2 separate regions of the Homo sapiens genome follow, and region 2 is linked to region 1. Evidence: read pairs that join two places in POLR2A ChIA-PET (ENCODE). Cell type or tissue: OCI-LY7. All regions are shown on one strand. Links, peaks and the distances in the headings refer to the core of each region. The heading gives the core; the rest is flanking DNA.

Region 1 (4,388 bases), core at 139-4,138:
GAATTCTAGTCTATGAGATGGGAAGCTAATCTTTGTTAACTTTAATCAACACTTATATGAGAATTACCTGTAACCTAATAACAAAATTAAACCAAAAATCACCTATATATTGAATTGAACAGAAATCAGCCAGGAGGATTTGGTGTATAAGTTGTGTCACTGAAAAAGGGGGAAAAACAATCCCAAGAAAAGCGAGGAATGTGCTGAAGTGCAGGGCCAGCTGCTTACTCAGCACCTGGCTGCGGCTCCAGGGAGGGTCGCTTTGACCCCAGCTGCTTACTCAGCACCTGGCTGCGGCTCCAGGGAGGGTCGCTTTGACCCCATCACCCCGCGTCATGGGTTCTGTTGTTTAGAACTGAGAACAGATGCCCGAATGGCCTCAGAGAAGTCCTTGTGGGACTCTACACTTCCCCCCTCAAGCCCTGGTAAGAGGCAGGCCCTGTCAGAGAGGGGCATTGAGGGCTGCTCCATCCAATGGCTGGACGGTTCCACTCACATCAGCCCACAGTTGCTGTGTGCTAGGCACGGTGCCACCCCTCAGCACTGCCCGTGAGCTCCTGGACCAGCAGAGCAGACTGGCGTGTGAACTAATGCGTAAAGAGCTTTGGGCTGAGGGAGGGGAGACCACCTAGGAAGCCACAGAGAAGAGGTGCTGTTTGCACGGGGCCTTGGAGAATGCATGCGGATGTGCGTGTAGAGAAACCGGTGGGAAGGATGCTACAGGATTCTCCTCCAGAATGCTGGGCAAGAAGGCATGACAGCTTGGGGTCGGGTGGAGGTCAGGGGACAGTCTGTAGCACTGAGCTCTCTGAGCATGCTCTACACATTTGCACACCTCAATCACTGAGGGTGCTTGTTAAAATGCAGACTCCTGGGCCCTGCCATAGCCCCAGAATGCCTGCCAGATGAGCCTGGGAATTTGCATTTTAAGCAAGCTCCCAAGGTGATTCAATTCTGATGCCCACTAAAATTTGAGAATATGCCAGGATGGGGCAGGCACGGTGGTGCATGCCTGTAATCCCAACACTTTGGGAGGCTGAGGCAGGAGATCACTTGAGTCCAGGAGTTTGAGAGCAGCCTGGGCAACATAGTGAGACCCCATCTCTATTGAAGGTGTGTATATAAAAGAAAAAGAAAAAAAGAGAGAGAATATGTCAGGGTTTTAGGTGAAGACCTGGTCTTCTCTGTCCCTTCTTGGCAATCAAAGCTCCCTGGTCTATGAGAGCTTATATTTTGGGGAACCAAGGAATTTGAATACAGGGAATGAACACCTTACCTGGGAAGACATATCACAAAGGTCATGTGTGTGTCACGCTCAGCAGGGATGGGAGGGTGGGAACAGGGCAAGATGGATTTGGGGGAGCACATCTGGGATTAGAACAGAGCAGGGATAACGGAGCCCCAAGGTGCGACCCTGTGGGATGTCGTTTATGATGCTTTATGCTGTGGATGTTATCCTGTGGCTAGTTAGATTGGGGATAGATTCATCACGTTGTACAGATGAGTAAACTGAGGCTAGATGTGCAGGGACTTCCCCCTGGGATACACAGCTAGTCAGAGTCAGACCCAGGCTGGGTATCAGCTCCAGGGTCTTGGTACTGGGGTACCACAAGGGACCCCAAGCCTAGGAGGGCCTTTAGCTGCCTCCTGAGCTCTTTTTGGCTGTTCCAGGAGGCCTGATGTCTCTACTGGGAGCTGGCTCAGCAGCTTGGCAGCTCGATGCACGTCCACACAGCACTGGCTGCTGCAGTGCCACCGCCCAGCAGCCTCTTGTGCCTGTGGTGGTTGTCAGCCTGGAGCCCAGGAGGCGCCCCTGAGCCTGGTGCTGCTTTGGCTGCTAAGACCCTGGTGGATCACTGGTCGCCGGCCGCCATCCCCATAGCAACCCAAGTGTATGCTGTCTCTGGGTAAAAGCCATCCCCTGGGGACTCTGGAGCATCAGAGCTGAGATGTATAGAACACCCAGCTCATAGTCCCGAGCTGCTGAAAATAGCACATGCCACCAGCAGGTCTTGGTTTGTGTGGGAGGAGGCCCAGTCCAGGGTGGTACCTGAGTTTTGTCCCCTTCAGAAATGCTTCCCTTTGGAGGAGCGTCTGGGTCCTGCTTTTCCAGGTAGCCTTTCCCTAGAGCTGGTAGTTCAGCCACTGCAGTTTTGGATAGCCAGGTAGCAGATGCTAGTTGGTATTAATAGCAAGATTAATGAGCTCGTGGGAGGAGGAAAAGGTACCACAACCAAAAACCATATGGTCAGAGAAGAGGATGAGACACAGAGTGGGCGTTGTCCTGGACACTTGGGAGCATGTGGTCGCATTCCCTCTCCAGCCTGGTCTGCCATGTGTGTCAAGGATGGGCCCTGGGCTTGCCAGGTGGCATTCCCTGGACAGTTGTGAAGCACTTAGCCAAAGTTAGCTCCCTCTGCTGATGGTGACTCACAAAGGGAGCTCCCCGCATCAGCCATGAGAATTTGCAGACCCTGAAGATTTCAGGTCACATTTCTGAATTTTCACGCCCCACTTTTTTACCCTCTTTAGGAGGAGTAAGGCTCCTGAGGAGTTCAGGAGGCCTCCAGGTACCTGACCCCAGAATGTCTGACACCGTCCTGGGAAGTTCTGGCCAGCAAGGAAGAGGGGTGGTGAGGATTTCAGTGGTCTTGCAGGATGATGTGGCAGAAGCTCCCTGTCCCCAGGGCACATGGTTGTGGGGAGCTGGGCCTGGAAGAATCCTGATTCTTTTTTCTTTTTTTTTTTTTTTTTGAGAGATGAAGTCTTGCTCTGTTGCCCATGCCAGAATGCAGAATGCAGTGGTGTGATCTCGGCTCACTGCAACCTCCGCCTCCCAGGTTCAAGCGACTCTCCTGCCTCAGCTTCCCAAGTAGCTGGGACTACAGGCATATGCCACTACGCCCAGCTAAGTTTTGTTTTTTTTTTTTTTTTTTTTTTTTTTAGTAGAGACGGGGTTTCACCATGTTGGCCAGGCTGGTCTTGAACTCCTGACCTCAGGTGATCCACCCGCCTCAGCATCTTAAATTGCTGGGATTACAGGCATGAGCCACCACACCCGGCCTAGAATCCTGGTTCTGAATTGGGTGATGCGGGAGTGTCCATCTGTGACTGAAGTTCCCCTTTTTCTCCAGTGACATTGTACAGGGCTGTGCCCTGCCTGGTCTGTGGAGCCTGCAGGGCCTGCGGCCTTTGGGAGTTTAGCCAGGCTTTTTTGTACCCTCATCAATTTTGGAGGAAGGACTTGTGCTCAGGTCTGTTTTCTTTCTCCCTGGCCACCTCTGAGCACCTGTGCTGAGTTGGACTTTGCAGGATCCTGGATCTGGAGAAGTTCCCTGGGGTAAGAGGTCAGCTTGTCCCTCCCACACCCAGATGCTTTGGTGAAATGAAGCCAGGACCAAGCCCTCCTCTTTGCTGTGAAAGCAGACCCCACCATGTTGGATAGTCCAGGGAGGCACCCTGGAGGTGGGAACAGGGTCTACAGATCAGGGTCACAGGCCTTTGTCTGCTACATTTCACCCATGTGGCCTGGGACCAGCCTGTTTCCAAGTTTGCAAATTAGGAGCTAGTGCAGCACTAGGCTCCGCCAGGATTTCCCCAGCCAGGTCTGTGAAATGCCCTTGCTCTGTGGATTGGCCTTGGGGCTTTAGAATCTCCATGCTCCTCTCTTTCATCCACTATTGCTGACCCAGCTATAATCCTGCAGGGCCAATAGCAGCCTGCCCTGGCAGTTCAGGAAATGCATCGAGCTGCCCAGTATATTCAGGAAAGGACCTTTGAAAGACTTCAGCTTAAGAGTCTCAAATAGCAAGAGGGATTCTCAGCAGACTTTGGGAGTTGTCAGAGGCCCCCAGGAGGCTTTCTCCAAAAGCCTGAGTAAGCCAGGCCAGGCCTAGGGTGAGTGTTGGCGGGAGCAGAGCTGGTTCCAGCATGCTGGTGGGAGTTCATCCTGAGCTCCCATTGTCTCTCTCCCGCCCCCGGCTAGGGGCCAGCTTCCCTTTTCTAAGCTCCTGCATATTTGTCATTTTTTCTCCCCAGTCAATTGACTGGACTCCACTAAAGGGGCAAAGCTGGCATTGGGCATAGGATGGGAGGGCCTGCTGGATACCCTGTCCTGGTTTAGAAAGCTGCGCCTTTGCCAGTGTCCTGGCCCTGGTTTCCAGGGCAGGTGAGCCAGGGGACTAGTGAGGTGTCTGGTAGGGCAGTAGGCAGAGATAGGGAGCAGGGCTCAGGGGAGATAGGAGTGGGGACCAGTTGGGGGCAGGGGGCCAGGGCCAGGGCTGTTCCCAGGTTGGCACTCTGGGTTCCATGTTGAATTATCTCCAAGGTGTCCCTGGGCTGCTTTGGTGGTGTTTTTAAGCCCTGGTTCTTAGTTCCATTCTGATGGA
Region 2 (4,388 bases), core at 89-4,088, 52 kb after region 1:
GGCCCTCTCACTCTGGGCTAAAATTATTAAAGGAACAGTGGGGGTGGGGAGTAACAGGTGGGGTACAGTCGTTTTGAGTTTTTGAGCCCCTCAGTTACTAGTGCCTTGTGACTAGTTGGAAGGGGACCTTGATAATCCTGACTGATTATAAAGCCCTAAGTTGGCAAGGTCAGAGCTTGCTTCTGAGCTGTCTGTAAATATCCATTGATACCAGCTCATGATTCCTGTAGAAAACATTTTCATTTGGCAAGGGTTTAAAAAGTCCATGCCCAAGTGTACGAGAGCCGCCTCTTGTTTACCTAGGAAGCAGCGAATACATGTCTTCTAAACATTCAGAGCCTTGAATAGAAAATAAATACTGGCTTAAATGCTTTTTTATATGAAATCTGACATGTTAAAACTTCTTCTAAATTGGAGTAAGTACCACTGGGATAGCTTCATAACATAGCCTTTCCCCTCCCTTCTGCTGACTTTAATAACAACTACGACATTACTGTTTGTTTGAATGAAATAATGTTTTAGGCCATTAATACCAGTGGTTAATATATATTTGCAGATTCATTTGGTAAAGTTTATTAACTTTGTCTTTTTCTAGACTTTTTCTGAGTGTTCTTAGAAGGTTTGGGCTTTTTAACTGCTACTTAAAGTAATGCATATGGCAGTGGGTCTGAACAGATTGTGTTGATTGCATTTTTCTTGTTGCATATAAAGTATATCATACATTGTTGTGAGGGTCCCAGGAGCAAGAGAATTGATCAGAGAACAGAGAGGAGAGAGGATCCGGAGGTATGTGGAATGAGGCATTCTAGGTAGATGTGGTCAACAGTTTAGATTTTATTTTTATTTATTTATTTATTTTTAATTTTATTTATTTATTTTTTGAGTTGGGGTCTCACTGTGTCGCCCAGGCTGGAGTGTAGTGGCGCAATCTCGGCTCACTGCAACCTCCGCCTCCCAGGTTCAAGAGATTCTCCTGCCTCAGCCTCCTGAGTAGCTGGGATTATAGGTGTACACCACCACACCTGGCTAATTTTTGTATTTTTAGTAGAGATGGGGTTTCACCATGTTGGCCAGCCTGGTCTCGAACTCCTGACTACAGGTGATCTATCTGCTGTGGCCTCCCAAAGTGCTGGGATTACAGGCGTGAGCTAGTGTCCCCAGTCTTTATTTATTTATTTTTGAGACAGAGTCTCATTCTGTTGCCCAGCCTGGAGTGCAGTGGCATGATCTTGGCTCTCTGCAACCTCTGCCTCCCGGCTTCAAGCAATTCTCCTGCCTCAGCCTCCCGAGTAGCTGGGATTACAGGTGTACACTCCCACACCTGACTAATTTTTGTATTTTTAGTAGAGATGGGGTTTCACCATGTTGGCCAGCCTGGTCTCGTACTCCTGACCTTAGATGATCCACCTGCCTCGGCCTCTCAAAGTTCTGGGATTAGAGGCGTGAGCCACCATACCCTGCCTGCCTGCCTGCTTGCCTGCCTTCCCTCCCTTCCTCCCCTCCTTCCCCTCCTTTCCTCCCTGCCTTCTCCCTTCCTTCCTTCCCTCTCTCCCTCCCTCCCTCCTTCCTTTCTCTCTCTCTCTCTCCCTCTCTTTCTCTCTCTTTCTCTCTCTCTCTTTCTCAGAGTCTCCCTCTGTTGCCCAGGCTGGAGTGCAGTGGCATGATCTTGGCTCACTGCAGCCTCTGCCTCCCAGGTTCAAGCTATTCTCCTGCCTCAGCCTCCCAAGTAGCTGGTATCATTTTTATAGTTTTTTTGAGACAGAGTTTTGCTCTTTCCCTCAGGCTAGAGTGCGGTGGTGTGATCTCGGTTCACTGCAACCTCTGTCCCCCAGGTTCCAGCAGTTCTTCTGTCTCACCCTCCCGAGTAGCTGGGATTATAGGCACCCACCACCGCGCCCGGCTGATTTTTGTATTTTTAGTAGAGATGGGGTTTTACCATGTTGGCCAGGTTGGTCTCGAACTCTTGACCTCATGATCCACCTGCCCAGGCCTCCGAAAATGCTAAGATTACAGACGTGAGCCACTGCTTATATTTTTAGTAGAGACGGGGTTTCACCATGTTGACCAGGCTGGTCTCAAACTCCTGACCTCAAGTGATCCAGCCTCCTTGACCTCCCAAAGCACTGGGATTACAGGCATGAGCCACCCTGCCTGGCCCAGTTTAGATTTTAGAGAAGTGAATGCAAGCATGAGTACCGAGGAGAGGCAGGTGGGGTGGTGATTAAGAGGCCGTTCATGTTATCTTCAGGAATGCACGGTGCAGAGTGGTGTGCACAGGAGCCTGACTGCAGAGATTGAAGGAGTGAATTATTCAGGATTGGGTGCTGACCCAGGAAGAGGACAGACCATCAGGCGAGTAAGGCAGATCCGCATTTGGGCGGGCGCTTCAGAGTGACTCCTGGAGGCTGGGGGGTGTGTGTCTGATGGGCTGTCACTCACATCCTGTGTCTTCTCAGGGAGGGCTCTGGGAGGCATCTGTGGCCAGCGGACAGTGACAGCATAAGGCCAGAGGTGTAAGTCTTGGCAGAGAATAAGGGCAGAGCCTGGAGGGCCATTGTTTCCCCTCAGCTTGGGTTGTGGGTGTTTTCTGCGTATGAGGTTTTCACTCTGGTGGACAGTGAAGCCAGGGACAAAGGGAGAACAAACATGGGCCCCTTGGGCCAAATCTGGTTGTTGCTTAGGCCTGAAGGAGAAGGGGAAAAGGGTTTCCTGAAGTTTCTGTTATATCTAGAATGCAGGAGACCAGATGAGGATTTGGGACAGCAGCCTTGGCTCAGGCTAGAGCAGTCCCGGCTGTACTCTTATCGTTTGGAAACCCAAGTACAGACAGGTAAGCTGGGGCAAGCTGGTGCAGAGAGCAGTGATGGAACCCTGGCATCTGAGCAGCCCACAGCAGTGGCCAACCAATGTGAGTCCGTGCTAGTTCTGGTCAGATTGAGGCCTTTTTCCTGAGAGCTCGGGCACGTGTTATTTCTCCACTCAGTCTGTCCCCAGGCCTGGGTAAACCGAACTGGCCCCTTGCTGAAATTCCTGACTACCTCCGCTCATGGGATCGTCTAGTAATTACTGGCAAACTGCCTCAACCTAGCTTTGTCTTGATACATTGTTTCCTGGTACCTAAGCCATTTCTGATTTGGAAAGGTAACTCATATTGATCGGTTTGGAGTTCAAGTTGGAACCCAAATTGTATCTTCCCCGTGGAAATTTGTTATAAACAATGCTTATAAAGCTCCAAAAGTGACTGTCAGAAACATATTTAACCTATAACAAGTGGAAATTGGGTAGATTGGCAGTAAATTCCAGCGCATGCATGCACATGCGTTCACGCTCACCCACGTTGCAGTACAGTGCTGTTGAGCCTTGAACAACATGGCTTTGAACTGCATGTGTCCACTTATAAGTGGATTTTTTCAACCAAACGTGAATGGAAAATACAGTATTTGTGGGCTGTGACACCCGCATATGGGAAGCACTGACTCTTTGAATACTTGGGTCCTGCAGGACCAACAACTTGAGTATGTGTGGATTCAGGTGTAGACTGGCGTCCTGGAACCACTACCCTGGTGGATACAGAGGGACTGCTGTCATTCTGTAAACCAGCGGTGAGGCGCTGGTTAAGGTGGAGTGGTGGGAGGCATTGGAGTGGCAGCGCCGCAGGATTCTGTGGGGGCAGCAGCCACAATCAGTGGCCCCTTGACCCCCACCTGGGATGAAGGGGCTAGGAGGCCGAGGTACCAGAGAAGGGTTGTGAAGGAGGCAGAAGCCTAGTTCCTGGGGTCCTAGGTGACCGAGCCAGTGAGAAGAAAAGGAGGGAGAGAGTAGCCTGCCACTGGGATCTGCAGAAGCACGTCAGGAAGCCCAGGGAGGAGGGGCCCCCATGCCCAGGCAGAGGCACGGCCTCCAAGGGCAGAAAGGTTTTGAGGTGGAGGAGAGGCAGGAGAGCCACAACCGGGGGCGGTGGGCCCTCTGCAAGCAGCCGCCTCTGCAGGCCCTGCCTCTTCACGGTGGCCACGCCTTTCAGGGGATGCTGACTGCTGTACGCTGTGTGGAGGAATGACTTAGGGCCAGACGCGCTTAGTGTTTTTCATCAAAGAATTTAACTGAAATATTGCTATTTAAAATTGTTACTTGAATTTACCAAGTTCCTAAATCTATATGAAGTAAATTTACTCCCTTGTATAGAGGCATTTTACTAAAGTCAGTGTAAAAAATGTATTTGATGTAACTCCCAGCTATTCCAGTGGGATGTATCATGTATCATTTAATATTATCTTTGCTAGAAGTTGTCGTTTGTAAATAATGGTGACGTAGTCCGTGTAGTGACTTCTAATGGTAAGGATGTAGTGACCAACTGCAGGCTTCCCCTTGAAACTCATCTAGGATGAGAG

Evidence for each region. ChIA-PET counts read pairs that join two places held together with the same protein. Peaks named below come from ENCODE experiments on the same cell type or tissue, not always from the same donor. Only the 100,000 strongest peaks of a DNase experiment are listed, where the experiment ranks them.
Region 2: POLR2A ChIA-PET joins it to region 1 with 7 read pairs; 7 of 35 experiments call an interaction of 5 or more read pairs at or near these places.

The regions. Positions count from the first base shown.
Region 1 is chr1:9,858,985-9,863,372 of GRCh38, reverse strand. The region is part of intron 5 of CTNNBIP1 (catenin beta interacting protein 1); the gene reads left to right. Among named protein-coding and RNA genes, the nearest start is that of CTNNBIP1-AS1, 13 kb to the right of the region's middle. RefSeq lists an enhancer at 2,836-3,730. In OCI-LY7, for the core only: CTCF peaks have their summits at 1,610 and 1,809; a DNase peak (open chromatin) is centred at 1,792.
Region 2 is chr1:9,807,268-9,811,655 of GRCh38, reverse strand. All of the region lies in intron 1 of CLSTN1 (calsyntenin 1), which reads left to right. Among named protein-coding and RNA genes, the nearest start is that of CLSTN1, 15 kb to the left of the region's middle. In OCI-LY7, for the core only: no CTCF peak of the experiment used is centred there; DNase peaks (open chromatin) are centred at 2,205 and 2,435.